Linked DNA regions of Homo sapiens: all the other regions are linked to region 2. A link is a contact called in ENCODE Hi-C data. All regions are on one chromosome and are shown on one strand. The core of a region is the stretch at or near the end of the contact, and the rest is flanking DNA. Distances in the headings are between cores, read along the strand shown.

Region 1 (7,405 bases), core at 2,520-5,019, 3.8 Mb after region 2:
CATCTTTGCTGAAAGTTGTAACTGACTGGCCTAGAATGGCCAGAAAATGTTGGCACCTCACTGTCCCCCATCCATCCTCACTCCTTGTGGAAGGAAGTGAACAAATACTCTGAAATGTATCACTGTCCTTCACTTTAAGGAGAACTCATGAAAATTTCTGGTAAATAAGACTATCTCAGGATACTACTGGTAATCTATTAGGTAACACTTAAAGAGTACTTCACATTTGCTAGGCATTATGTTAGCTGCTTACATTTAAACCTTATAACTTGGCCAGGTATGGTGGCTCACATCTGTAATCCCAGCACTTTGGGAGGCTGAGGCAGGCGGATCACTTGAGATCAGGAGTTCAAGGCAAGCCTGGCCAACATGGTAAAACTCCATCTCTACCAAAAAATACAAAAAAATTAGCCGGGCGTGGTGGCACACGCCTGTAATCCCAGCTACTTGGGAGGCTGAGGCAGGAGAATCGCTTTAACCTGGGATGGGGAGGTTGCAGTGAGCCAAGATTGAGCCACTGCACTCCAGCCTGAGTGACAGAGCAAGACCCTGTCTCAAAAATAAATAAATAAATAAATAAAAATAAACCTTACAACTCTGAGGTAGAACTATTATTATTCCAATTTTACAGAAGAGGAAACTGAGGCCAAGTTGTCCAAGTCACACAGAGGTAACTGGCAGAGTTGGAACTAACCTCAGGACAGTCTAACACCAATGACTGGGCTCTTGTTATTATGTCATGGGTAACAAACTCAGAACACAAGGGTTTCACAGATCACCCCCTCTCCACTTTTACAGAGGAAACTGAGATCCTTAGGTGAATGACCCTGTGTTATCCAGGAAGTCAGGGCAGAAGCAAGATTTGTACCCAGGTGTTGACTCCAAATTTTCAGCTCTACTGTCTCAGAAAGTGAGAAAACTAAAAGATCAGGGTGACTCCTGTCTCACAATGGAGAAAAAAACTCAAACACAGCCACCAGCGGGGGGACTAAGGACAGGAAAGCAGCCTGGAGCATAGTGGTATTAAAGGGCAATTACTGGATAATTGCCTCCTACCTCCAACTTCCTCCTACCCCCACCCACCTGCCCCAAGCTGGAGCTTGCATGTGAGGTCTGAGGAATAACATTACAGATCTATAGAACTATGGAGTGCCCATAGGCAGGGCATTAGGACAGTGAGAAAGAAGTGGAGGGAGAGAGGACTAGCTGGAGGAAGCAGTTAGGTTCAGTGAGCCTCCCTGTGTTGGGTTTTCTACTAAGCACTGGTTATCTAAAGTTAAATAAGAAAAACTTCCTTGCTTCTGAGGATCAGGATAGACTGCATGGAGGAGATGATACCTGAGCAGGTTTCAGAGCCTGAAAAGACATAGAGGAGGGGGCGAAAACCTCTGGACTCACATGCAATTGCCTATTTGCTAGCTCGATTCAATTTCACAAATACATTCTAAAGGCCTTCTCTGCGTTGGGCCTTGTTCCAGGTGCTGGGACCACAGTGGTGAGCAAATCAGCTGCAGTCCCTGACCTTTGGCTGGAGAGTCTGTCTAGGAAGACAGCTAAACAATCTTAACACAGTGTGAGATGTGCTTTATGTAAGGAACCTACAAGGCACTGTGGGACAAGGGAGTCCAACTGCCCCCAGGCCAAAAGCAAGTCCCAATTTCTGAACATGAAAAAACTCTTCACAATCTAATGCCATTCTCACTTTCCAGTCTCATTTACCACCATTTCCCCAAAAGCTGGGAACACAACAAAGTATGTGTGTGTGTCTGTGTATGTGAATCTGAACATGCCAGGCCTTTGCTCACACTGCTTCTGTTCCCTGGCATATGGATGCTTTCTTGGAGAAACTCTCCTCAACACACTCAGCCTTACTCAAATTCTCTCTTGTGCTCCCAAGGCAATCTGCCTCTCTAGGTTGTCCATCTGCCTCTCTAGGTTGGTAAAGTCTTTAAAGCAAGGACCCAAATGCAAGGTCAAGAGTACCCATTACGGAGTTATACAGATACAGGTGGGCTTTGCCTAGCCAAGAGGCTTTGGCCTCTAAGCTGCCCTCTCTATCTAGATGAACTGTTACTACTCCAGGAAATGCAATCAGTACTGATGTTTAGTTCTTGGCACATGGTAGGTGCTCAAAAATGTTTTCTGAGTTGAATTGCATTAACATTAAGGTCATAGGTCAGAATTTGTACTTTATGAAGGCCCTGGCTATGAGCTGGATCTGGGAAGGGCTCATGATCAACTTTAGCAGTTTTCTGTGGCTAAAAATGAGAAATATAAACCATGTTCTTTGTCTTGAAGACCTGCCTGTTAGTGGGAGAAACAGATGGTCAAGCTCTCAACAGTACAATTCCAAATTCCTAGAGCAGTGGTTCTTAAACTTTAGCAAGCAGATCAGAATCACCTAAAGGTCATCTGCTAAAACAGATGGCTGGCCCCAGCCCCAGAGTTTCTGATTTAAAGGTCTGGAGTAAGTTCTGAGAATTCGAGCTTGCATTTCCAACTCACTCCCAGGTGATACTGAAGTTGCTGGATTGACAAGATTCCCTCCTTGATCAAACATTGGTCAGGCTCTTCTGAGCTCTCTCTTTGACTAGGCCTGAGTGTGGGCTCCCATGTCATTCCTTGTGGAATTCCATTTTAGCAAGAAACTTGCCAAGTCAGTTTAGCCAGAATCCTCCATTCTTGATATCTGATTACTCTCCATATCTGGTTTTGACCCATACCGCCACCATCCCCCAGGTGATGTTCAGTTACCCTGACCTGCCTTGGGCAGGAATCCTGTTAGGTCAATTTAGCCAGATTCCCCGCCAATGTTTCCTCTTAGTAATTTTCCATCCACTGACTTCCACACACTGCCCCTTAGCTATAAATTACCACTTTGCTATATTCAGCCCAATCGCTCTGACTTATGGCAAAACTCTATCCCTACCTCTGTCAGATTGGGCCTGAATAAAGTTTGCCTTACCATTCTTAAACATGAATAATTAAGTGTCATGAATAGTTTTTTCTTTAATGGGATCCATACTTTGAGAACTACTGATTAGAGGTTAAGGGTCCTGTGCTCATTATCTGGCACATATTAATGATAGGTCTCTGAGTTTGAATCCTGGCCAACCACATTGTCAGTCTTGGCTTTTTTTTTTTTTTTTTTTTGAGACAGGGTTTTGCCCAGGCTGGAGTGCAGTGATGCAATCACGGCTCACTGCAGCCTCGACTTCCTGGGCCAAGCCATCCTGCCGCCTTAGCCTCCCGAGTAGCTGGGGTCACAGGTGCAAGCCGCCATGCCCAGCTAATTTTTAATTTTTTTGTAGAGGTGGGGTCTTACTATATTGCTCAGGCTGGTCTTGGGCTCCTGGGCTCACCTACCTCGGCCTCAGTCTTGCCTCTTGATCAAATCACTCATCTCTCTGTGCTTGATTTACCTCATCTGTGAAATCCAGATAGTAAGCTAGTGCATGGTAAGTGCAAAAAGCAACACCTGGCACAATGCTTAATAAATGTTGGTTAAATCTTATAATCATTTTCTGTAGGAAGTGGGACGACAAAGTTAAGGGTCTAGGTGGTCAGAGAAGAGCAAGGACTATGTCCCTTTTTTGTGCAGCCAGGCAGGCCCTGTACTTTTTCTCTGCGCGACCCTCCTCGGGCAGCACCGGGTCTCGAACTCTCACGCCTTACTCCCAAGCAGGTTCTGTAGTCCAGCCCCCGCGGCTCCCTACAGCCAGCCGATGCTGCGCAAGCGCCGTACCCACGCTTTAGCACATGCGTACTCAGGTGCGCCGGTAGGGGACGCGCCGGCACAGCAAAAATGGCGGCGGCATTACGGGTGGCGGCGGTCGGGGCAAGGCTCAGCGTTCTGGCGAGCGGTCTCCGCGCCGCGGTCCGCAGCCTTTGCAGCCAGGCCACCTCTGTTAACGAACGCATCGAAAACAAGCGCCGGACCGCGCTGCTGGGAGGGGGCCAACGCCGTATTGACGCGCAGCACAAGCGAGTGAGTCCTGAGGGGCCTAAGTGAGTCCCGCCCCTGGCGTCCGCGACCTATCACTGCGTGCCCGGCTTGCGGCGTCCGAGGCCTCCCTGCCAATCCGCACGGTGCCTGGAGGGGCCGGAGCAAGGGTGTTCACCTTGAAAACCTGTAGCGTTTCTCGTGGAGGCGGGTATAACCAGCAGAAGCACCTGTGTGCTTTTTCATACTGTTTAACCCTTGGGATTTAGACGGATCTGGCTCGTCTCTAGCCAGCTCAACACTTAACATAAGCTTTTGGGCAACTTATTAAATCTCTGTGGGTCATTTTAATAATAATTCTTCCTTCACAAGTGTATCGTTAGACCATAGATAGCAAAATGATAGGCGCTCAGTAAAAACCATGTGCTTATTCTCGTGCCCCATGAAAGAGTGATGGTAGGTTCTTTCTCCTTTGTGGAAGCAGGAAAACTGAACTTGGGCATACTCCACTAACATGAAATGGGGGATGTGCGCGTGCAGGAACTTGTGGAACTTCTGCCCGCAGAATGCCTGGTCGAGCTCTTTAGGGCCTTAGCATGCCTCGCCTTGATGGGTAGCAAAGGCACGTGTCGGAAGCAGGTGGCCTTTCTGGGAGTGCGCAGGCTACTCTCGATGTTTGGCTGGACTGAGCAGTTGAAACACTGCCACCCACCGCCTGGGTTTTGAGGCGAGAATCCAGCTGGCCTTCAGAGATAAGCTGGGCGGCCCATTTTGGAGAGGTGATCCCTGACTTGAAACCAGGCTTGCCCAGTGTGTCCGTGACTGGTGGGTGAGTCTGGACCGTTGTGCTGAACGAATTAACCAACGGGAAGGTGCAGAAGTGAAACTCTTACAGATGAAGAGTATTCAGGCACAACTCACAACCATGAGGGAGGCACTGGGGGAGGGATGGGGTCTTAAAGTGAGGAGATTTGAACAGCTCTATATTTGTCTAATATTGATTCAGATGTCATAAATTCGCATTTGACAAGGGTCCAAAGGTAACAGTTCCTTTTGACACTTGAGAGTGAAATGTAAATTTAGTGATGGTTTGTGGTGCTAGGAGTGCTTTCTCTCCCCTGGGGCTACTTCTAACCTACTCTGTTAGGGCTGAGGGAGATGTTAGATCATCCTCTGGAAAGGCCTGTCAGTGCTCCTGTACACTCTTTCTGTTGGGGCCTATTGCTCAATTCTTCCCTGGAACATCGCCTAGCCCTTTCCCAGGTAGATCCTACTAGGTTTAGATGAAGCCTCCAGAAGCTGTTTTTCTTTTGCCAAAGTTAACTTAGGAGGCTGATTTAATATGAACCCCCTCCTGCACCCCTTTTTATTTTTATGTTTTGATACGGAGTTTTGCTCTTGTTGCCCAGGCTGGAGTGCCATGGTGCGATCTTGGCTCATTGCAACCTCTGCCTCCCAGGTTCAAGCTATTCTCCTGCCTCAGCCTCCCAAGTAGCTGGGATTACAGGTGCCCACGACCATGCCTGGCAACTTTTTTTTTGTATTTTTAGCAGAGACAGGGTTTCACCATGTTGGCCAGGCCGGTCTTGTACGCCTGACCTCAAGTGATTCACCCACCTTGGCGTCCCAAAGTGTTGGGATTATGGGTGTGAGCCACTGCACCCGGCCCTGCACCCCTTTTAAAACAATTTTTGACCATTTCCGTAGATTTTCCCAGAAGAGGAATTAGTGGGTCAAAGGGTGTAAGTTTATTTATTTTTTTTGAGACAGAGTTCACTCTGTTGCCCAGGCTAGAGTGCAGCAGCTCACTGCAACTTCTGCTTCCCAGCTTCAAGCAATTCTCCTGCCTCAGCCTCCAGAGTACCTGGGGTTACAGGTATGTGTCACCACATCTGGCTAATTTTTGTATTTTTAGTAGAGATGGAGTTTCACCATGTTGGCCAGGCTGGTCTTGAACTCCTGACCTCAGGTGATCCACCCGCGTCTGCCTCCCAAAGTGCTGGGATGACAGAATTTTTTTTTTTTTTTCCTTGAGACAGGGTCTTACTCTGTCACCCAGGCTGGAGGGCAGTGGTGTAATCATGGCTCACTGCATCCTTGACCTTCTGGGCTCCAGTGATCCTTCCACTTCAGCCTCCTACCCAGCTAATTTTTTTTTTTTTTTTTTTTTGGTAGAGACAGGGTCTCGCTTTGTTGCCCAGGCTGGTCTCAACTCCTGGGCTCAAGCAGTCCTCCCACCTTGGCCTTCCAAAGTGCTGGGATTACAGGTGTGAGCCGCAGTGCCTGGTCAGTATAAATATATTTTAAAAATCTGTATATATGTTGCCAAATTGGTTTCCTGAAAACTTACTCTACTTTACATGACAGTGTATAGGATTGCCTGTTTTTTGTTTTGTTTTTTTTTTTTTAAATGCAACCTCACCAGCTTTGGCTACTTTCCTAAGGGGAAAATAATAGCCAATTTGAGGTATTTTTTGTTTGTTTTTGTTTTTTTCGGGGAGGGGGGGATAGGACAGTAGGCTAGGGTATTTGCCTCGGGTTGAGAGCTTGGGAGTCCAAGCAATGGAGGTTTTTTTTTTTTTTTTTTTTTTTTTAAGATAGAGTCTTGCTCTGTCACCCAGGCTGGAGTGCAGTGGCGCGGTCTTGGCTCACTGCAAGCTCCGCCTCCCGGGTTCATGCCGTTCTCCTGCCTCAGCCTCCTGAGTAGCTGGGACTACGGGTGCCCACCACCACACCTGGCTATAATTTTGGAGTTTTAGTATAGACGGGGTTTCACCATGTTAGCCAGGATGGTCTCGATCTCCTGACCTCGTGATCCGTCTGCCTCGGCCTCCCAAAGTGTTGGGATTACAGGCGTGAGCCACTGCACATGGCCTCTTTTTTTTTCTTAAGACAGGGTCTCACCTTGTTGCTCAGGCTGGAGTGCGGTGGAGTGATCGTGGCTCACTACAACCTCTGCTTCCCAGGTTCAAGTGATTCTCCTGCGTTAGCCTCTTGAGTAGCTGGGATTTAAGGCACGTGCCACCACACCTGGCTAATTTTTGTATTTTTAGTAGAGACGGGGTTTCACCATGTTGAGCAGGCTGGTCTCTAACTTTTGACCTCAGGTGATCCTCCCATCTCGGCCTCCCAAAGTGCTGGGATGACAGAATTTTTTTTTTTTTTTTTTTTTCTTGAGACAGGGTCTTACTCTGTCACCCAGGCTGGAGGGCAGTGGTGTAATCATGGCTTAGTGCATCCTCGACCTCTGGGCTCCAGTGATCCTCCCACTTCAGCCTCCTACCCTGCTAGTTATTTTATTTTATTTTATTTTTTGGTAGAGACAGAGTCTCGCTTTGTTGCCCAGGCTGGTCTCAACTCCTGGGCTCAAGCAGTCCTCCCACCTTGGCCTTCCAAAGTGCTGGGATTACAGGTGTGAGCTGCAGTGCCTGGTCAGTATAAATATATTTTAAAAATCTGTAT
Region 2 (7,527 bases), core at 2,702-5,201:
TTGCTTGCACAAGATTTTCTAATAGCAGTATTGTCCAAGAGAAATACAATGGGAGCCATATATTTAATTTTACATTTACTAGTAGCTACATTCCTTAAAAGAAACAAGTGAAATTAATTTTAATAACATTTTATTTAACCAAATATACAGCCATAATATTATCATTTCCACATGTGACAAAGAGTCTTTGCTCAGCCAAATTTTAATCAGGCTTCTGAACCTTTCCTTAGGCCCCTCTGTGTGCTTCCTTGAAAAGTCTAGTCTGCAAAAGAACCTGGCTAAGTCAGTTTAGCCAAAATTCCCTCGATATGTGATCAGATTCCTCATCTTTCACCTTCCCCCAGAAGATGTCTAATCACTCTGGCCTGTCTTTAGCAAGAATCCTGTTACGTAGGTTTAGCCAGGATCCCCGCTCACCCCTGATGTTTTCTCTTAGTAATTTTCCATCCACTGACCCCCACACACTGTTCCTTGGAGATAAATGCATACTTGCCCGTGTCGTTTTCCGACCTGAGCCCCGTCTCTCTCCCTTACTGCAAGCCCCTGTTGCAGTGGCTCCTGTACCTATTGTAATGATCGTAAATAAACTGAATAAAATCTTTTTTGTGGGGAGCAGGGGGTACAGGGTCTTTCTCTGCTGCCCAGGCAGGAGTGCAGTGGCACAATTATAGCTCACTGTAACCTCGAACTCCTGGGCTCAAGAGATCCTCTCACCTCAGCCTCCTGAGTAACTAGCACTACAGGGGCATGCCCCCATGCCCAGATAATGCTTTTATTTTTATTATTTTGTAGCAATGGGGTCCCACTACATTGCATAGGCTGGTCTCAAACTCCTGGCCTCAAGTGATCCTCCTGACTTGGCCTCCCAAAGCCTTGGGATTACAGGTGTCAGCCATCATGCTCAGCCTATTACCAAGCTTTAACAAGTATCATTAAATAATACTTTTTTTTTTTTTGAGAGTTTCACTCTTGTTGCCCAGGCTGGAGTGCAGTGGCACCATCTCGGCTCACTGCAACCTCCCCCTCCCAGGTTCAAGTGATTCTCCTGCCTCAGCATCCCGAATAGCTGGGATTACAGGTATGCACCACCAGGCCCGCCTAATTTTTTTATATTTAGTAGAGACGGGGTTTCATCATGTTGGCCAAGCTGGTCTCAAACTCCTGACCTCAGGTGATCCACCCGCCTCAGCCTCCCAAAGTGCTGGGACTACAGGCGTGAGCCACCGTGCCCGGCCTAAATATTTTTTTCTTTTAACACGTGTAATCAATATAAAAATTGCTAATGCAACATTTTACATTTTTTTGTAACAATTTTAATTTTTATTCTGTGTTCAGTAGCCACATAGGGCTAGTGGCTACTGTACTGAAAACATAGTTCAAGCATTGTTGAGTGGTATGAGTTCTTAAGGATTTACTTTGGATCTGGGCATTGATATAATTAGGAAGGTCAATTTAGCAGCAATGGGAATTAGATAAGCAAGTGTTTGACATTCTTGTGGGCTCTCTAAAGTCTTAGATCACTCCAGCCTTGTATGCTAACTTTGGAGACTGATAAAGGCTATTGGTGCCTAAAAGGCTGTGAAATGTATTTTTTAAAAAGCTGTGAAATATTTTAAGTGTACATCACATAATTTAGATTGTAAATTTGATACATCTGCACTATGAAAGTGTCAGAAACGCTAGTGCAAACTTTAATTATGAATAAAAAGACAAATCCAGAAAAAGAAGTGTGCATTTGTCACTCTTAAAAAAGAGTTGGGTGGGGAAAGGATCCAACTGATTTAACCTAATAGGGAAAGAAGAGACAAGTCCTACTCTCCCTGACTCTTGTATTTTGTTGTGGCATTTTAAGAAGGATCCAATTGTATGGATCCAATTAAAAGCAACCAGTGGTTGTGAAAAGGCTTGAAACTACATCTTGTGAACAATGGTTGAAAGTACTTTGAATATGGTTTCTTAAAATGAGTATCTGTAGCAGGGGTAGTTAGAAGGATATGCACGGGAGAGGGAGTGGGAAAGGGTGATAAGCTGTACTGATAAGTGCTTAAATGAATGTCACATACAAGAAGAAAAGAGCAAGAAACAAAGACAAAATAACTACTCATAGAAGAGAGTGCAAGTTGGCTGAATACAAGGAAAATGGCTTATAAAAATGCAATGGAAAAAGATGTCTTGTGAGGCAATTTTGCACTACAGAGGATGGGGACAATTCATGATGCCTAAGGCTCCTCTCAACACGAGAATTGATTTTATTGGTCTCAAATATTGAACAGAGAGGCAGTGTGGAGGTTGAACAGTTCACTGGCCTTGATGTTACAGGCAGGCCCTGTGTCTTAATCTTGGCTCAACCTTTAGGAGTTAGGTCACCTTTAGCAAGTCTCCTGGACTCTCTGGGTCTGCTGCTTCTCTAAAATCGAAATAATATACCCCACATTTACTTTTGGGATTACTGGAAGGCTTTGTAACCACATAAACACGTTTCTGTTTCCATGGGATAAGCCAATAAGGCCCCTTAACACAGCCCTCCTGTTTCTTTTTCCTCCTCCTCCCTTCCTACTCTATTTCGGGTTCTGTCTTCCCACACCCAGCTATTCCTAGTACCTTCCCTTACATGCACCTTATCTTACTGCTGCATTACAGAAAAGTCTAAGGATAAACACAAATAGTCTTTTTCCGCCCTAAGGTAGGGCAAAGGGTTAATAGAATCAAGAGGTAAAGTCTGTAAAAACCATTTTTCCACATTTTTTCATCCTGCAATCGCTGTCTATAAAATGAGCCAACTTGCTGAAGGGGACGCCAAGAAATCACAATTTCAGGACTGCCATGAAGAATGAGTATTCAACTCCTTATCAGAGACCTTTAACCCTTATACAATAATGTATCCATGCAGGTCACCCTACACTGCCTCTACTCTGAAGTCTGCAGCAGAATCACTATTTTTTTTTTAATCACTAATTTTTAAACTGTGGTCTTTACGGCTCAGATCTGGGAGTGGACATTGACCTTTCTTATTTAAACCATTGCCCACAGATAACACATAATTTCTAGCCGAATCCTTTAGTCCCAATATCCCCTCTTTTCACTGCCCTGACTTCCCTCTCAGGTGAGGTTCAGGAAGATGGTTATCTAGAGGGCACAGGTTCTGGGTTCAAATTACTTGGGTGCAAACATGAAATCCACTACTCTGAGGCTGGGCCTCAACTTATCTGCAAAACGAGGATGATTCGTATCTCAGAGAGTTGAAGATTAAGCAGCTTTAAGTAAACTTCTAAACACTTGATCCGGACACAATAAATGGGGCTACCAGAACTATCTTTCCAGCATTCCCACCTGCAAATGCCTTAGGCGTCTCTGAGAATTTGGTCTCTGAGACCTTCCAGAGCATCCATAACTTAAACCCTGCTCTGCTGTCGTTCAGGACGTCTCAATAGTAAATGAACCTGCTGGCTCCCAATCCAGCCAAACCAGGAGATAGGCTGAGGCTTCAGACTGCCTCGCAGATGCTCCATGGCACTTGACGGCAAGAGCTAAAAAGAGGTGATTTAAAACAAGATTTCCTCGGACTTAAAGCTTAAGTACCGGGTTGCGACCCTACTCTCCGCAGGACATAAGCGGAGGGGCGCGGCCCTAAGGCACACGCCGGAGGGGCGTGGTCATGGGCACCCGCCGGAGGGGCGTGGTCATGGGCACCCGCGCGCGCCCAGGGGCGTGTCCTTTTCAGCACCCACCGAGGCGCCAGCCCCCTGACGCGCTGCGTGGAATCCAAATCCCACGGCCGGTGTCGTTACTCTGCGCATGTGTAGCTGCTGGGGGCTGGCCGGAGGAAAGCAGAATTTCAGGGAAAGAACGATCGGGACGGGGAGGACGGGGAGGGCGGGGCAGAAGACGGAAGAGTTGAAATCAGCTGACTGGGTCTCGTGACAGCCTGGGCGGTGGCGACGCAGGCGTATTAGAGCGCGCTCGCTCAAAGCCTGAGCGAAGATGGCGGCCTCCAGAGTGAAACTCTGAGAGGCAGAGGGAGGAGGCGGAGGGGGCGGGGAGGCAGCGCCGCGGCGGCACCAGGAACCCGCGGCAGCGGAGCTGCAGGGCCCCGGCGGGGGAAAGGGGAAGTGGTGAGGGTGAGGAGGCCGGAGGGCGCCTCATCCCACTCTGGAAGCTGAGCCGGCGGCGGGAGGAGCTAGGGCTGGAGCCTCTCCAGCCTCCCGCGAAGGTAAAGCCGACTCCGGGCACTGGGCTCTGGGGCTCTGCCTTACTCCCTTCCCACGCCGTGGGGACTTTGTGGGGCTCAGGGCAGGGAAAACGGGGTGGTCTTGGCTGCTGCAGCCTGCAGCTGCTAAGGAAGCAGATTACCCTTCCCCCAGGCTGCTGGTCTGGTTCCTTTCGTTGGACGCCCCCCCGGCTTTGAGTGACATTAGCTCAGGGCGCTGCCCTGTCCAGCCCCACCCCTTTTTTTTGCTTGTTTTATACCTAGTACGCTCCTCCACTCGCCTTAACATATCCTTACCCCACAGGCTCTTCATTCCCTTGTGGGTTCCGCCCTCGGGATTCCCTTCCAGTCTCCTAGTCTGAGCACCCTTCCTGCTGGATGCCGGCAACTCTTGTTTCCTTGGGTCAGCGACCCTCCTTCCGAACAAGTCCTGCAGACTGACTTTCTTTGCTTTGTTTCGTTTTGTTAGGAAATGAGCATCCGCGTCGTCTGTTCTCCAGTACTTTTTCTAAAATCATTTTCTCCCCTAAGGCTTTTCCTTCCTGCAAGGCAGCTTATTCACGTGGCCTTTCCTCCGCTGCTGTGATTTTATCTTTGAATGTGGCCTTTGGAGTGGGTAAAGTAGGACTTAGACGCTCAGTGAAGTGGCTGTTAATCACTTGATACTTAACTATGTTTAAGAGTGCCTTCCCTTAAATTTTCTCCTTTTGTAGCGTGTTCCGTTAACCACGTTTGTCTTAAGATTGTTTCCTGTGTCCGTTGCTTAGAGGGGGGAAAAAAGTAAAGATTTCACCCTAATGTGGCGGTGGTCTCCCAAAGTAATTATTTCTCATTTTCCCTCTGCTTTTCCCTTTTACGTTATTCTGATTTCCCTCAAAAAGGAGGTTCTGTACCTGATGCTGTTGCGTCCTCTATGAAGGGCTTTATAGTGTACAGTTATGTTGAGCCTTTTGTAATACAGTGTCTTGGGGAAAAAAGTAGAAGTTCAGAACCTGCCCCCAGTAATTCTTTCTTACTATATTTTCTTTCTCAGTTTATGGACTTGATAGGTTTCTAGGTTTGAAACTACTGCCTGCAGGGAAAATTACAGTGATAAGGTTTTATAATATATTACCAGTACTTTGAGTTTATGGGAGTATGAAACAGAATTTGCCTTAAAAAAATAAATTTATAGAAACCACTTGTCAGAAATTCGGTATCCAGAACACAGTTCTTTGATTTTTGGAAAGTACTTTATTGGCTTATCTATCATATAACGTAAAACCTTGTTCACATTTTGTGTAATGTGAAACGCTTTTTAAGCTACTATATCTCAGACTTGGCTTGTGCTGTTAGTATCACAATGCATTCAGGCAACACACGTCCTTGTGTAGAAATTATTACATTATACTCCTTGTTTGAAAACAGGAAGTAGAACATATTAAGGGAGGAAAAGAGGAGTCAGAGGATTATTAAGAAATAAGAATGTAAAGAACCTTAAGGCTAGAGTTCAGTTCATGGAAAATATCAGCATTTGTATTCCACTGAGAGGCAATGAATATTCCTCTTTTTCTAAAGTGGTAGTAATAAATAGTCTAAAATATATTAATGTTATATATTGTTAACAAGCTTAGTTGTAAACAAAATACTTAAGCTAAAAAATAAAATATTAATAAGTGAATGAATTGTTTGGAATAATTTAACTTTATCCACAAATAAATAGAAGATGGTTGCCTTGCCCAGGTGGACTGTAACAATACTGGCTTTATTAAATTTGTTAAAAGGTTGATAGTGGAGTCCGGTTCTCAATAGGTCCCAAATTAGGGTTGAAATTGAAAAGATGTGTTTTAACTAATTTGGCTTCATTCCTCAACCAGTTCTGTTTACACAGGTGAATATGAGGTTTCTGCTACACATACCTTTCCCCTGCTTCTGATTGAGGTACTTTAAATTAGTAATTGAAACAAGGCTGTGCAGATAAACTGCAGCACAAATTTGGTTGCTACAAATAGGTTTTGGCCTAAATGTTCACTGTAAAACATGGCAGTAGTTAAAGGGGAGTTATTAATATTTTGAAAGAGTTCCTTGAGTCAGTGTTTCTCAACTTTATTAGACCCAATAAAGGCTCCCTTTTTATAAAAAATAATTAGTAACACCTTCTTTGCTATCTTTAGTTTATAAATAATGTAACTACCTCTGGCTTTGGCCCTGAGACAAAAAAAGAAGCTTTGCTCTCACTTCTGCAACAAAAAAAGACCTACACTACAAATTCATGACTTTTTTGAAATCTATTAAAGAGCTGAGTCCACAGAGCAAAACCACTGGCTGAAAATTTGAGAGACAGTGCTTACAGAGAGTAGATGTCAATTTCTGTTTACCGTCTTCAGACACAACTGGACAAAAAGCATGATGAAAGCTGAATGCACAATCTTGCAAACTCTTATCCACAAACCTCCCTGGGTCTACTAGAAAAGACTGGAAAGAACCCTGGGTGAGTCTGCTGTGCAGATTGAGAGGGAGAGGAACAGCAACAGAACTTTTAAGAGGGTCAAGAAACTGCTGTGATTCTTCCCCTCTGCCTCTTCTATGGAAAAAAGCTTTAATCTCTGGGGAGAAGGGTATCTCTGTTGGCCCCATTGGTGAACATTCAGGGGGTAGATGAGAAGTGGGAGAGAATCTTATGCCTGGAGGAGGGGCCCTGAGCCCAAAACTGCAGTCGGGAGTGGTCAACAGAACCGAGAGTGCTGCCCTCCTGAGATTCAGGAACACAGTGTTTGACTTAGACTTAATCAGAACATCAGACTGTATCCCCCACCCCCAACCCCCTGCCACCAAGCTAAGAAGCTTTCAGTAACAAGTAACCCACAAAATACTACTAGGAAAGGAACAAGATTATGCAAAGAGGCACAACACAAAGAATCAAACAGGCATTGCTCTAGTAAACCATCGCCCACCAGAGAGACAAACTGTTCTGCAGATTCATGAAGGCTGTAATACACTGAGGATAACTATGGCAAAAACAAATCATAAACTAAGTCCAACTCCTAACCAGATTAACACAAACCCTTCACCAAAGGCCTCACAAAGAACAGGCGTGCTCATTTCCAGTCATAAAAATTACCTCAATCTCTACTCCTACACAACATGTCCAGCTTTTAACCAAAAATTATGAGGCCCATGAAAAAAACTCCCAAGAGAAAGAGCAGTCATCATTATACATTTTTTAAAAAGATAGGAGCTTAAAAAGAACTGTTTTGTACATGTTAAATACTATAATAATGACATTTTGCCTTGAAAAAGTTTGAGCAAACAATGCAGTGAGCATTGGATGGAGTTATAGT
Region 3 (7,096 bases), core at 2,664-5,163, 4.3 Mb after region 2:
CAGCTCACTGCAAGCTCCGCCTCCCAGGTTCAAGCAATTCTCCTGCCTCGGCCTCCTGAGTAGTAGGATTACAGGCAAGTGCTACCACGCCTGGCTAATTTTTGTATTTTTAGTATAGACAGGGTTTCACCATGTCGGCCACGGCCAAGCTGGTCTGAAACTCCTGACCTCAGGTGATCCACCCACCTCGGCCTCCCAAAGTGCTGGGATTACAGGTGTCAGCCACTGTACCAGGCCAATAATAGTAATTTTTTTAAATTTTTTAAAAAGGTGTTCTTAGTGGCAGAAATGAAAGAAAAAATAATTATACAAACTCCCTTCTCCCATTGCCTCCCTTCTTTATAACGTTTTAAATTTTCGTTTTTATTTTTAATTTCCTCTCAATGCAATAAAATTATTTCATAGAGGAAGGCATGTAAACTAAGGTACCAGGAAACGGGAAAGGAAAAAAGGTGAGGAAAAGGCAATATAAGTAAGAGTAAGCTGATCAAGTGGGGTTACTGCTCTGCCTAGGTCCTCTCCTTGTATGTCCGGAATCTGAAGAGGTAAATGTGAAGATACTTCTTTTCCTACGGCAGGCAAAATTCTTAAAAGCCTCCACTAACCCACACCCTTGTATCATGCCCTCCCCTTGAGTGTGGGAGAGACCTGTAGATATAACGGGATATCATTACGGTGATTATATGACAAAATATATGTTTGCATATGTAATTAAGGCCCTTAATCAGTTAAGTTTACCACAAGGGCCTCAGAGCTTAGCTGGTGAGCTTTTAAAAAAGACCTTAAAGGGGGGAGTCAGAGGTCAGACACACAGGAAATAGGGAGACTGACTCCTGCTAGCATGGATAAAAGCTAACAGCCATGTTGTGAACTATGTGGCCACACGGCAAGGATCTGAGAGCAGTCCTTGGCCAACAGCTAACAAGAAGATGGGGACTTCAGTCACACTATCACAAGGAAATTAATTGTGCCAACAAGTAGTGACCTTGAAAGACAACTCTGGCCGGGCACAGTGGCTCACAACTGTAATCCCAGCATTTTGGTAGGCTGAGGTGGGCAGATCACGAGGTGAAGAGATGGAGACCATCCTGGCCAACGTGGTGAAACCCCGTCTCCACTAAAAATATAAAAATTAGGTGGGCATGGTGGCACGCACTTGTAGACCCAGCTACTTGCGAGGCTGAGGCAGGAGAATCGCTTGAACCCAGGAGGCGGAGGTTGCAGTGAGCCGAGATCACACCACTGCACTCCAGCCTGGTGACAGAATGAGACTCCATCTCAAAAAAAAAAAAAAAGAAAAACAACTCTAAGCCTCAGATATGCACTGCAATCACAGCTGACACCCTGATTTTAGCCTGAGATGCTCAGCTATACCTCCCCAAACTTCTGACCTATGGAAGCTGAAATAATTGTTAATCTGTTAAGTGTGAAATTTGTTATGCATTAAAAAAAAAAAGAAAGAAACTAATATACCCCCCTAAATAAAGATATAAAGATACAGGACAAAACAACAAATAAAAGGGGAAACAAGAACGTATCTTTCCCAGAGTACATTATTTCTTCTCACAGCACTGAGATTATGAACATACACAGAGTCAGAATCAAGGAAAAAAAGATTAAAACTGTACAAAATTCTGTAAATTTTAAGTTACAGCAATTAAATGTGTGTTTTTCACAGACATCTTGTTACACAATCACCGTAAGATACTATCCCCATTTTATTTTATTTTTTTAAAGAGATGGAGTCTTGTATGTTGCCCAGGTAAGCCTCAAACTCCTGGGTTTAAGGGTTCCTCCTGCCTCACTACAGAGTAGCTGGAACTACAGGAGTGCACCACTGGGCCCAGCTCCCCATTTTTAGAGATAAAGAAAGTAAGGCTCAAAGGTAACACCCTGAACACCACAAACCCAGGGGACGTTCAAAGTAACTTCGGTCCAGGACCCACTCCTTCTCCCCTACACCATAGTGCCTTTAAGGCTTTAAAAGAGCCAATCAAATCTACAGTCATTTTATTAGTCTCTTCAAAGGAGGCAATCCTAGTAACACAACAAACTTCCATATTTTGCATCTATTTAAATATTCCTTAGCCTTATCAGAACATCGAAACTGAAGTGGATACAGAAAAATTTCCACTCAAAAGCAGTTCGTTTGTGAAAATGACCACTGGTAGATCACTTGAATTAATTTAGTTTACTCGAAGTACGTTTTAAATATGTAAAGGAAAATGCGTGGCAAAACACCTGTAGATCTTCTACAACTTTATTTGGGTAACAATTTGTCTTATAAGTATTCTTAATCATCAAAAGCAAGGAAATAACATTTCTGCTTCTTTCCATTCCATATTTCCCTACTTGGTTAAAATTTTTCAGTCTGAATTCCTCATACATTATGAATATTAGAACAAGGTACGTTACATTACCATACAATAAACAAGTTATTTTTATTTTCACTCTTCTGTATATTTCCCTAAGTGCTTCACCATCGGAATGTGCAATTTTCTTAAAACACGAGGAAAACTAAAATGTAGAGTCATTCAAATTCCAGATAAGTTACAAATCACACAACTTTGTGCCAATTCAGATACTTTCTCAAGTAAACACTATTTTTGCGAAGATGCAAGTCTTTCTAGTCAGAATCACGAGAATAAACTCTATCCATCTTAACACCAACTTTAACAGCAAATAATTTTTTTTTATGACAAATTGCGTTTTTTTTTTTTGTTTTTTTTTTGTCTGTAAGTGTCCAAAACTATCCTATGACTTATACTCCCGGAGCACGATTCCCTGCAATGTGAAGAGAATCGACAGATAACATTTCAAATGTGGGTAGATGGGGGTGACGTGACAATCCTAAAACCTGAAAATTTCTTAGTACCCATACCATACAAGAAGAACCCAGTTCGGACCCTGCAAACGGGGCTCAGGTCCAACTCCAAGCACTCTAGTTTCCCACCCCGCCCCCACCTCGAGAAAGGAGGGAAAACAACTTTTATTGGCCTCGTCTCTCAGGGGACTGGCAAACTAGCGGGGCAGTGCTTAGGCCTGGACACGTTTCACAAGGAGGCCCCCGTCGGGGGCTGAGAGGGCAGATAGCTGGAAAGCCCAGCATTGATGCATCTCCCCCAGCCGCCACCCCGCTGCCCCACCCCGCCAACAAGAAGCCTGGGCCAGCCGCCCCGCCGAGCGACCCCCCAGGCCCCTCCGCTGAAATGAACTCGTTGTCATGTGACGCCGCCGCCGCTAAAACACCGCAGAAACGCAGGTCGGCAGGCGGCGGAAGGCATTCGCGCCAGCCCGCGTCGGCCCGGCCCCGCTGGGCGCGGGCGACTCCCGAGAGCCCGGGCGGGGGGGGGCGGAGGGCGGGCTTGGCGGCGGGCCCGAGCGCGCCACAAAGGCTTCCGCGCCTGTCGCCGTAGTGCCCGGGCGGGCGGGGGCAAAATTTTTGGTGCCCGCGGGAGGGGTGGCAAGCGACGAAGACGCCGGGGTGCCCACCGCGCCCACAGACGTCTCTCCGGGCACTCGGACGGCCCACGACCGCCGCACCCCGCACAGGCCCGCGCGGCCTCCCTCCCCCGCACGGGGCCCGCGCCCGGCCCGCCCGCTCGCCGCTCGCGCTCTCTCGCTCTCGCCCGGCCTCCATCTTGGATCGGCGCTTCCAGCCCCCGCGCCGCTGCCGCCGCATTCCCCCTCTTTCCCGCCCCCCGCCGCCGTCGCCGCCGCCCGCACTCACCTCAGCTGCCCATCCGGGCGCCGCCGACCATCGACCTAGTTTCCCCCCAAAAGTCTCCGGTGTGTTATTCCCGATGTGGGGGGGTTGTTACGGGGTGGTCGCCGGGGGTTCGGGAGCGGGGGCCGCGCCTTCAACGGAGCTGCAATCCTAACCCGCCATCTGGTGGCATTTTCCACACGCCAATGGCGCCGCTGCAGACTTGGGTCCGGACCGCCCTCTGCTGGCCGCGGTGCTCACTGCCTTGCTGACGGGACGGGCCTGCCCGGAAAGGGGAGGGAGCTGAGGCGCGAGCTAGGGGCCGCGGCAGGGGCGCGCGCAAACGCTTTCCAGTGGGGATTGCGCGCACGCGCACCAGCGGGGCGGGAAACGTGGCCGCTGCGTGGCGGCCCCGCCCCCACACGGAGCGCTCGCGCAGTTCAGCCAATCGCGAGAGGCGTAGGCTTCTGGATAAGGGCGCTGTGGACGGTTCTTGGGCCGCCCGCGGCTGGCGGAAGGACGGCCACGGTGGCGCCTGCGCGTCCGGCTCGCCGAGTTGCCGCCCGCCATTTTTGGAGCTTCTTGGAGATCTAGGCAGGAACCCGCCCCGGGTTCCTTCACCGAGGCTCCTCCCTAGGTCTCAGGGCCGGCGCTTTCCTCTGTTCCCGCCCGGCTCCTGCTGCCCCCATCCGCAGCTCTCGAGACGCCCTGCGGAAACCCGAGGGTGAGGCCGCGCAGATCCCTGCTCCTACTTGGATTTAGCAAGGGCCTCAGAGCTTAGCATTGTATTCGCGATTTACGGCTGACAAGCGCTTTCACCAGGCAAGAGTGAAAAGGTTTCAAAAGGACTATTGGGGACTTCCCTCGCCATTAATCTAGACGAAACACCGCCGGCCCTAGGCCGATTGGCGTCATCCTGCCTCTGTAAAGCACATCTTTCCGTGGTGTCGGCTTTGCATAAGGCGGCAGCATTGGCTAGTTTGTGAGAGGAGAATATAACTAGACTGAGAAGATAGACTCAGCTGTGAAAGTGGATTTCTCCCTCCACAACCTAGGACTACTTTCAGTAGCTCTGAAATACACATGAGAATCTTAGCCTTCTAGATGCCAAAAGAGAAATAATCAGTAAGGTGAAATCATTAACAAACTATTTATGTTTAACGTCGCCTCTTCCCTGATCTCCACCTGCCCGTCCGTGGCCATGGATCCCTACCTTTCACCTGCTTACAACTTTTCACCACAAAAGTGAATCCTTACTCTCCTGGATCATTAGCCCCATATATGACTAACTTCTCTATCGCTATAGCCAACTCTATTTCAGTATGGAATCGCTCAACTACTTTATAGTCTTAAGGGCCTGTCTCCAGTAGGTTACCCCTATTTGTGTTTTCTCTCTCAAGGGTTTGCAAGATGTGTGGCTTTTCGCTGGAGGAAGTCATAACTGACCAGATTGGATATGAATTCGTGACTGGACTCCTACTTATAATTTTCTTGCGTTTTCTTCTAATCTCTGGCTGATCTCCTATTTTCCACAAAGACTGTTTCAAGCTTTCCATGTTGTTAAAGATGCCAGTCCCAGTCCATACTAATAGATAAATTCATCCAGTTTCCTGGGCTCAGAGCTATGGGACTCCAATTCCGGTTTGACCTTGCCTCCATTATAAAATATCTGTGACCACCTCCTGTTCGTGATCCCAAAACTTCTAACCAAATTAACCCAGAACCCTTCTCTCCAAAGCCACTCCCTCTGCCTGAAACTATGCCATCCCTTCCCACCTTCTCCTTCCACCACTACTTTCCTAGCGCCTTATAATGTAAATATGTTCTTATCCACTGTCTTCTTCCTTTCTGTTTCTCAGAAGTTTCTGTTGTCTTGGCTGGGTGCGGTGGCTCACACCTGTAATACCAGCACGTTGTGAGGCAGAGGCGGGCAGATAACATGAGGTCAGGAGTTCGAGACTACCCTGGCCAACATGGTGAAACCCTGTCTCTACTAAAAATACAAACAGCCAGGCGTGCTGGTGTGCGCCTGTAATGCCAGCTACTCGGGAGGCTGAGGCAGGAGAATCTCTCGAACCCGGGAGGTGAAGGTTGCAGTGAGCCGAGATCACGCCACTGCACTCCAGCTTGGGCGATAAGAGTGAGACTCTGTCTCAAAAAAAAAAAGTTTCTTTTGTCTTTTTTTTTTTTTTAATTCAGTGATGTTACTCCCTCCAGTTGCTATGCTATCAACGTTCCTTTCATTGACACATTCTCAAAAGAAACAGTTACGGTTTTCACCAATCCCCATCCCCTACTTGAAACCCTTTTTCCCTTTCTTTTAAGACACTTCCCCGGATCTACACCTACCTAGTTTGCTGGTCTTCTGATTTCTTTGCTAGCACCTCCTCTTTCTTCAATCTGTTCTCTACTACATGCCTTCTCTTAGGTCTCCCAAAATTAGTCTGTTCTTGATTTTTCCTTAACTGAGTTTCCTCGTGTTCAGCTACTTGCCAGAAAGCTGCAGCTCAAACACTTAAAATAATTCATCTCTCTTATTTGAATTTCCTAATTTATCCTAACATTGTAATTTCAGCTAGTGTAGTGATTAAGAACATGAACTGTGAAACCAGACTGCTCTGGAAAGCTTTGTAACCTTAGACAAATCTCTTTCTGTCTCAATTTCCTCAACTGCAAAATGGAAATAGCAACAGTACCAATCTCATAGGGTTGTTACGAGTGTTAAACTATTTAACTATTTAATATTTAAACTATTTAATATATTATAGAAATGCCATCAGCATTATTACATTTATTGTTTTTAATCTTACTAAGAAGTTTTTAGCATTTTTTTAACTCTGAGGGCATGGGTAATCAACTTTCTAAGTTTATAGAAATCTAAAATTGTATTTTGCCCTCACACTTAATAATTGATTATAAGTCATTTTTATAATCAATTTTATAAATTGTTTATAAATAATTACATAGCAGCCTAGGCTCTAAATTGTAGGGCCAGACTTGATTATTTTCTTTCAAAAAAGCCTAAGTCCCACCATACCTCATTCAGATGGCTTGCTTTTTTTTCTACTGCTGCCATCCTTATTCAAACCCTTCTCCCCTCCCATTGCCTTACACCAAAACTATTGCACTAGCCTTGTAAACACCTCTCCCTTCATTCACCTCCCTTTTGTTTGTGTTTGTTTGTTTGTTTTTGAGACAGGGTCTTGCCGTGTTGCCCAGGCTGGAGGGCAGTGGTGCAGTCATAGCTCACTGCAACCTCTGACTTGGGCTCAAGTGATTCTCACACCTCAGCCTTGCTAGGTCCAGAAGTAGGTGCCATTGACCCACCTTCCCTCTACTCCCCACTCCTGCTTCACTTCTCTTTTTAAAATGCAACATTGTTATACCTAC
Region 4 (7,119 bases), core at 1,592-4,091, 4.4 Mb before region 2:
CGGTTTACTGCAACCTCCACCCCCCAGGGTTCTAGCCATTCTCATGTCTCAGCCTCCTGAGTAGTTGGGACTACAGGCACGCACCACCATGCTCAGCTAATTTTTTATTTTTAGTAGAGGCGAGATTTCACCATGTTGGCCAGGCTGGTCTCGAACTCCTGGCCTCAAGTGATCTGCCCACCTTGGCTTCCCAAAGTGCTGGGATTTCATGAGCCACCAAGCTTGGCCCTAAATCTTTTTGATTGCTTTATCCTCACTCTGATAACCTTTTTGGGAGTTCTAAGTTTTCAAATACTTAATTTATGAAACTGATTATATTCTTTTAAGTTCTTTTCTCATCGATAATCACAATTTTTCTTCACTTGCACAAGCTTTAAGAGCATTCTGATGAATATATGTTTAACACTTTGATCTTTTAACAATAGAACTTCTGAGCACTCAGTACCCAACATTTCTGTCACTAGCAATGTCAAATTTTTGGTTGAAAAAAATTATTTTTTCACTACAAAACTATAGATTTTATGTAATAAAGTTTATCTTATAAATTATAAATTTTATTTTGTGCTGATTCTTAAACAGTATCAAAAGAAGTTCCAGGCGGGGATTCATTATTATTACAAATTTCTTGTTTATTCTTCTGCAGATATCAAGATTTACATTTATCATACTTAAAAGTATTGAAAATTCATCCAGATTTTTGTGGTCTCTTTCATTCTAGGTGGATGTTTCTAATATCCTATAATAAAATCTTAAATGTATAAATATAAAACACTGCATACCTATTTTCCGAAGAATTAATGTATGTGCTTACAATAGAAATATTTTATTATTTTTTGAGACAGAGTCTCACTCTGTCGTCACCCAGGCTGAAGTGCAGTGGTGAGATCTCAGCTCACTGCAGCCTCGACCTCCCAGGCTCAAGGGATCCTCCCACCTCAGCCTTTCCAGTAGCTGGGACTACAGGCATGCGCCACCATGCCTAGCTAATTTTTTTCTGTATTTTTTTCTAGAGACAGGGTTTTGCCATGTTGCCCAGGCTGGTCTTGCACTCCTGGGCTCAAGTGATCCTCTTGCCTTGGCCTCCCGAAGTGCTGGGATTACTGGTGTGAGCCACTGCACCCAGTCCAATAAAAATATTTTAAACTAGTGATTCTCCTAAAGCAATCAGTGATTTAACACACGTAACTTGGCTGCAGTCCCTGCAGTGACACAGGCCAGATTGTGTCATAATGTGGAAACAACAGGAGGCCTGTTATCAATGGTACTGACATCCTACAACTATTAGCACAAACCAATGAGTTTATATTAAAATTTCTATTAACTAATTGTAATATTTATTGTAATTACTATACTATTTACCCTCGAAATATTTCAACATTTTAACCATCAATATGGTGCAGGGTGCATAATGGCTAAATATCGGATCTAGTCTATATGCTGAACTTAGTCCAGGGGCTGCCAGTTTTAGCTTCAGGCCAAAACTCCAGAAGAGATCATCAGTGGGTCCTGGAAGTGAAGATGGGTTGCATTTCAGACTCTGAATAAAGAGTCAATGTCTTCTTTTTCCCCTTTTTGGTGGGGGATGGATATCAAGTGATGTCACACCTAGACCACTTCACTGAAGTTACCTGCCTGTTCCCAGTAGTCCTTTGAATTTTCCACCAGTGGGTTTGTATTCCAAAAAAGACTTCCTGTCCTGTCCAACTTTCTGAGCCAAGAATGTACAAAACCTGATTATCTGCTAGAAATGGGTGAGAATGGAAAAATCCAAATAGTTGACACCTAAATTAAAAGCAAAAAAGCATCTTGCCACATATGTACCCTCAACTTCTACCTGTCCTGGTCAAGGTTTAGCTCCATGAAACCTTGCCTGATCCCACAAGGCGTGCCCACCTCCTCCCTGCTAAATGCTCACAGCATTAAGTCTGTTTCTCTTAGATGACATCATACCTACTGACTACAGATGCCTGAAAGTAAATTCCAACCCCCAGCCCCAGCATCCCTTGCCCTACCCGTTATCCCCCTTTCCCACACCGATCTTAGGCAATCACACCGCCATGCTTTGCCCACAACAGTCTCCTCAACCTGTTCCCTCATTCCTTCTCGCCAGAATCTATCAAGGCTCGGCACAAAGGTACTCTCCCAGGAGGCCTTCCTGAATTCTTCTGTGAGGCAGACTACTTCCCGAGCTGCCCCGGCCCTTCTCCGGCCAAGTCTCTCCAGAAACTCATCCCATTCGTTCTCAGATGGAAGGGGACCCACACCCACGACAAGCCTCCGGGTTTGCTTAATGACTCAGACAGCGAGGGTGCTCGGTAAGCCCCACCAGCCCGCGCCCTACTCAGCAGGTAATGACGGAGACCTACTAGGTGACGGGCGCCGCGGTAGACGCTGGGATAAGGTCCCTGCTCCAGGGAGCTTACGGTCTATTCACTAACGTCAAAGAGCAGTGAGTGCTGTTACGTGTATGGGAGCCACCAGGGTCTCCGCCTGCCTGCAGGGCCACGCGCGCACTCGACGCTTCGCGCCTGCCTCAGTTTCTCCGTGAGGCCGCACAGCCCCAGTCTCGGGAGGCGTGACACACCCTCCCCGCGCGCTCTCGCGTTACCAAGTCTGCGCAGCCGCACACCCCCAGTCCCGGCGGGCCCCGCGCGCCAGGCCCCTTCCCGACAGGCCCCAGGAGCCCCGCTGCATGCCGGGGCTTGAGGTCTCGGCGAAGCGGCGCGGCGCGGCGAAGCGCGGCGGCCGGCGGGCGCGCGTGGCAGGAAGCGGAAGCGATCCGAGGCCCGGCCCCGGCCCCGCCCCGCGCCGCGCCGCGCCGCTTGCCGCCGGGCTAGCACTGACGTGTCTCTCGGCGGAGCTGCTGTGCAGTGGAACGCGCTGGGCCGCGGGCAGCGTCGCCTCACGCGGAGCAGAGCTGAGCTGAAGCGGGACCCGGAGCCCGAGCAGCCGCCGCCATGGCAAGTGAGTCCTGTAGGGAAGCCCTATTGAGGCCGGGACGGAACAGATCCCCCTTCCCCACACCCGTGCGGTCGGGCGCCCGCCGGCCAACCCTGACCGGCCCCCTGCAGAACGCGGCCCGTGCCCCCGGCCCTTCTCGAGTATCCCCACGCGTCCGGGGTGCGGCCGGCTCCCCTGGCCCCTGCTCTCACTCGTCGTGGGCAGAAGGCGTCCCTGGGTAGCGCGGAAGGTTACTTCTCTGTGTCCCAACTCTTCCTGTTTTGTTTCTCCCATCAAAGTCAAATTTCTGGAAGTCATCAAGCCCTTCTGTGTCATCCTGCCGGAAATTCAGAAGCCAGAGAGGAAGGTAAGTACCCCAAATCGCCAACAAAGAAGGTTTCAGGAAACTGTCTGGACTCTGGAAGTTTACAGTATGATTAAAAATGGCTTCAGCACGGCAATGGAAACTCTCCCTTCTCTTCCCTTGGAGTGTAGTTGTGCTCTGTTATTCCGGAGAGCTGTCGAAAGGTGACCTGGTTGTGTGGAAATTTCCACTGAAATCACTGTGCTTTATTTGGAGCATCTTTGGTGGATGTTGCTCCGAGAACAAAGCCTCCGGTTGCCCTGTCCCAAAAATGGATCCGGGCCATGAATGAATAAGGCCTCAGTTAGGATAGCAGATTGAGTTACCCTCCCTTTTTCACCTCCAACGGGAGCAGATCACGGGTTGGTTTTTTTTCCCAGGAGATGCCCTTTGTATCCAGCTGCTAAAGGGAAGGGCTGTCACTTTAGTATTTACAAATGATTTTGTACCTTTTATGTAGGCTGTCACAATAGGGGGAATAAAGGCTATTCTTTTGTGAAGTCTGCTGCTTTTCACAGACGGTGTATTAAAACAAGGAAAGATTAAATTTAGAGCTGTGCTGAATCAGAAATTGTGTGGAGTGAGTGTTGCCAGTGTAACTACAGCTGTCAACGAAAAAAAGTTTCATTAGGTTCCTAGGTTAGAGAGTGGGGAATAAAATGTTTGTGTCCTCACATTATTTTTCAAACTGTTGTTAAAGCATTCACATGGACACTTGGGTGCTTGGAATCCACTTTCATTTTTTTACGTAAAATAGTTTCATATAAATGCCCATGTGCTGCTTTTAATGGACGAATTTGTAAAGCTTTACCCCCTCAATTCCAGTGTAGCGAAGGGGCATGGCTCTGGAGGCAGGCAAGCCTAGGTCCCACCCTTTACATAGCACCTTAATAGCTATGTGACCTTGGCCTTGTAACTCAGTGTGGTAGACGGAACAAGGGAAATACGTGCAAGGTATAGCAGTGGCTCAGGAAGGGATTAACTCTGGGAGACATGATGTCTTATGGTGGTTTTGAAGGAGAAATAGAAGTCTCCTTGAAGGGACGGAAAGGAATTCCAAATAAAAGGAGTATATAGTTTGCAAAGGCATTGGTGACAAGAGTGTAGCATGTTTGGATGGGAGGTTATTAGATGTAGTTGCTATTGATAGAACATAATTGTAGGTGGGGAACATTAGGAGATGAATAACAAGGGCCAGACATGAGAATGTCACTTTGGAAGAAAAGGAGAGGACTAGAGTTGGTTTAGAGGCTTTTCACATCAGAGGATGAACTGTGGTACTGAGCAAGAATGGATTTAGGGGCTACTAAGAAGCAGAGGAGACAGGACTTGGATAAAGAGCTTTTGGGGTTTTGATGTTAAATTTGATTGTAACCAGGAGAGAGGACTTGGTGATTAGAAAGGGAGTTTTGAAAAAATTGTCTGCTCTTTGTTTCCCATCAAGATTCATTTCAGACAGGTTACTCTGAAATGGCGTTGCCTTCTCTTGGCCACTTTCTAATTTCTTAGTGTGGTGGGATGGTAGGTGGGAAGAGGACCATTCTCAAGAGAAGAAGAGTCCTGTGAATGCCCCCAGCTTTGGATGGAGTATCTGAACACTGATTCACCCACTGTTGTGTGGCCGTATGACTGTGTCCTACTTTGCCTGCATGTATAGTTAGAGGACTGTGACTCCAGTTCTGGCCAGAGGGCCAGGAATGCTGACTCAGTGCCTGCCTAGAAGTGTTTTTAAAGAACACAGTTTTGTCACTTAATACTGTCAGTCTCTCACAAGGTATTTCAACCTCAGAATCTTCCGTCTGTACAATAATTAATGTTTGTTAAGCCCTCTAAAGCCATTAATGTAGTGTAGGCAGCAGGTATTAGTGAAGACACTCAGTTTCAGAGGCAGAAAACCTGGAAGAGTTCCCACTCTACTCTTTAGTGACAGAGGTTTTGGGTGGGAGGTTTTCTAATGATACTTAATACTTAATAGTCATCTTTACAGTGATTCTTGTCACCTATGCAACCTATGTACCTGAGAAGATGTGAAAATCCTTAAACAAATGTTACTAGTAGGTTAAACATGCAACTCTCCTGCCCTTCCCCAATATGGTTTATTACACTGTTTTACCCTTAATTCATAGAAAATACACTATTGAGCAATTCCAAATTACTTGACTCTAGAATAACAAGGTTTTGTGACTGAAACTCAAATGAAAAGTGGTTGCTCGTGTGTTTTACAAGTCATGTTCTATTGTGACATTCTTTGTTCTTGAGTCTTAACTGTTAATGCTAATGGTTAAAAGCACAGTTTGGGACTCAAACTCACTTTAGCATTGGGGTTTGGTACAAATTATTTAGCTCTTCTAAGGCTCAGTTGTAAAATAAAGGTAATGCTCTGTGGTGTGAGGTGAGCTGGGGTGATGCCTGTAGGTCCTTGCATTGTGCTCTGTGCAGAGGAAGTTACGCAGTACATGGTACTTATGTTTGGTACATGGTTTGGCTTCTCTGCTGAACAGAGAAAAGAGTCTGGTTGGAGTCCATTTTTAGAGAAAGGGGTCTGATTGGAGTCCATTTTTATTAATTTGCTTTTCAAAGTAACTCCCTGCTTCAATTCATTCTCTCCTACTCTAGATTCAGTTTAAGGAGAAAGTGCTGTGGACCGCTATCACCCTCTTTATCTTCTTAGTGTGCTGCCAGGTAAGCTCAGGCTTGTATTTCGTATTGGGGAGGGGGATAAGAGTGGCTGGAAACAGGAGTGCTGACTGTTTTGCTCTTTGCCTGTTCCCAGATTCCCCTGTTTGGGATCATGTCTTCAGATTCAGCTGACCCTTTCTATTGGATGAGAGTGATTCTAGCCTCTAACAGAGGTAGGACTCTGGCTCTGTCTTTTCTCTGTAGAGTGTAGGCTTACCTAGCTTCACTTAGTTAAATTAATAGGCTTTGGCTTTATATGGAACTTAGAGAGTGACTTGGAAAATAGAGTGAAGAATGTTAAAGTGCTGTGTTGAATAGCCTTATTAAATGCTGAGTTCAGCACCAAGGCATACCATCATATTTGGAATTGTATTTGAATGCAGTACAAAACCTGTAATGAGAAGATAAGTCTATGCTATAGAGAGAATAAAAAACATGGAAAAACTAGAATACTTTTTGAATACCTGAAATGATGACATTTCCATTGATAACATTCTTCAGAATATGTAATTTGTTTTTCAGCTGTATCTTTTTCATATCTATAGGTTACATATAGTGTCAAAAAATATGTAACAGTGTTTTATATCCTCTAACCAGTTACTTATGGGACTGGGGAGGATTCTGAATGTGTAGGTTGATACTGCATTTGATTAACTCATTTAAAAAATATAGTTCAATTAAATTCCAAATCAGTTGGAAGTGTAGCTCATTTTAACATAATGGGAAGTAGAGGCTTATTCACAACTAGATACAATTGTACAGGCTCCTTTTCCAGACTCTGGAAATTATTTGAATGTTATCCTTTTTTTATTAACTGATGAAGAGACGAACATTTCTTATCTCTAAAACCAGAATGAATCTGTTTATGGTGAATTTAAATGCAGCAGTCTGTTTAGACACCATGTGACTTCCTAAACAGAATAAGCTGTTGCCTGGCAGGCTGAACAGAATGAATTGAATTATATACTAATCGTTGATATTTTGGGGTTCTAAATTAAACACAGCTAGGAAACTGAAACACATTGGTTTTATATAAGGGGTACCCAGTCAAATTTTGCGTATTCATTTTTAAAATAACGTACTACGTTTCCAAGCTGATATTGACTGTTTTGCTTCCCCGTTTCCTCAAGGCACAT

Evidence for each region. Hi-C counts contacts between places; a loop is a spot of excess contacts on that map. Pooled maps may share reads with other maps.
Region 1: a loop to region 2 is called in a pooled map, with 6 times the contacts of the local background. The contact joins the promoter of PCCB here to the promoter of DNAJC13 in region 2. A Hi-C loop is called at or near these places in 6 of 50 pooled maps.
Region 3: a loop to region 2 is called in a pooled map, with 21 times the contacts of the local background. The contact joins the promoter of STAG1 here to the promoter of DNAJC13 in region 2. A Hi-C loop is called at or near these places in 5 of 50 pooled maps.
Region 4: a map of CD8-positive, alpha-beta T cell shows a loop between it and region 2 (20-fold over the local background). The contact joins the promoter of SEC61A1 here to the promoter of DNAJC13 in region 2. A Hi-C loop is called at or near these places in 2 of 168 maps with a recorded cell type or tissue (CD4-positive, alpha-beta memory T cell and CD8-positive, alpha-beta T cell) and 7 of 50 pooled maps.

Annotation. Positions count from the first base shown.
Region 1 is chr3:136,246,571-136,253,975 of GRCh38, forward strand. It overlaps PCCB (propionyl-CoA carboxylase subunit beta), which reads left to right and starts at 3,770. Exons shown (of 15, transcript NM_000532.5): 1 at 3,770-3,988. The coding sequence starts at 3,806. RefSeq lists enhancers at 3,409-4,275, 3,505-3,564, 4,195-4,244.
Region 2 is chr3:132,413,551-132,421,077 of GRCh38, forward strand. It overlaps DNAJC13 (DnaJ heat shock protein family (Hsp40) member C13), which reads left to right and starts at 3,952. Exons shown (of 56, transcript NM_015268.4): 1 at 3,952-4,210. RefSeq lists silencers at 3,642-3,741, 4,022-4,161 and enhancers at 4,192-4,341, 4,281-4,816.
Region 3 is chr3:136,748,465-136,755,560 of GRCh38, forward strand. STAG1 (STAG1 cohesin complex component) reads right to left here and starts at 3,914. Exons shown (of 34, transcript NM_005862.3): 1 at 3,731-3,914. STAG1-DT (STAG1 divergent transcript) reads left to right here and starts at 4,207. Exons shown (of 1, transcript NR_185911.1): 1 at 4,207-7,096. RefSeq lists silencers at 3,238-3,617, 3,938-4,167 and enhancers at 3,359-4,290, 4,178-4,497, 4,291-5,222.
Region 4 is chr3:128,049,596-128,056,714 of GRCh38, forward strand. SEC61A1 (SEC61 translocon subunit alpha 1) reads left to right here and starts at 2,842. Exons shown (of 12, transcript NM_013336.4): 1 at 2,842-2,964; 2 at 3,240-3,307; 3 at 5,921-5,986; 4 at 6,078-6,156; 5 at 7,114-7,119. The coding sequence starts at 2,958. It overlaps LOC102723759 (a long non-coding RNA gene), which reads right to left and starts at 2,580. Exons shown (of 4, transcript XR_007096073.1): 1 at 2,367-2,580. RefSeq lists a cis regulatory region at 2,407-3,023 and a silencer at 2,516-3,155.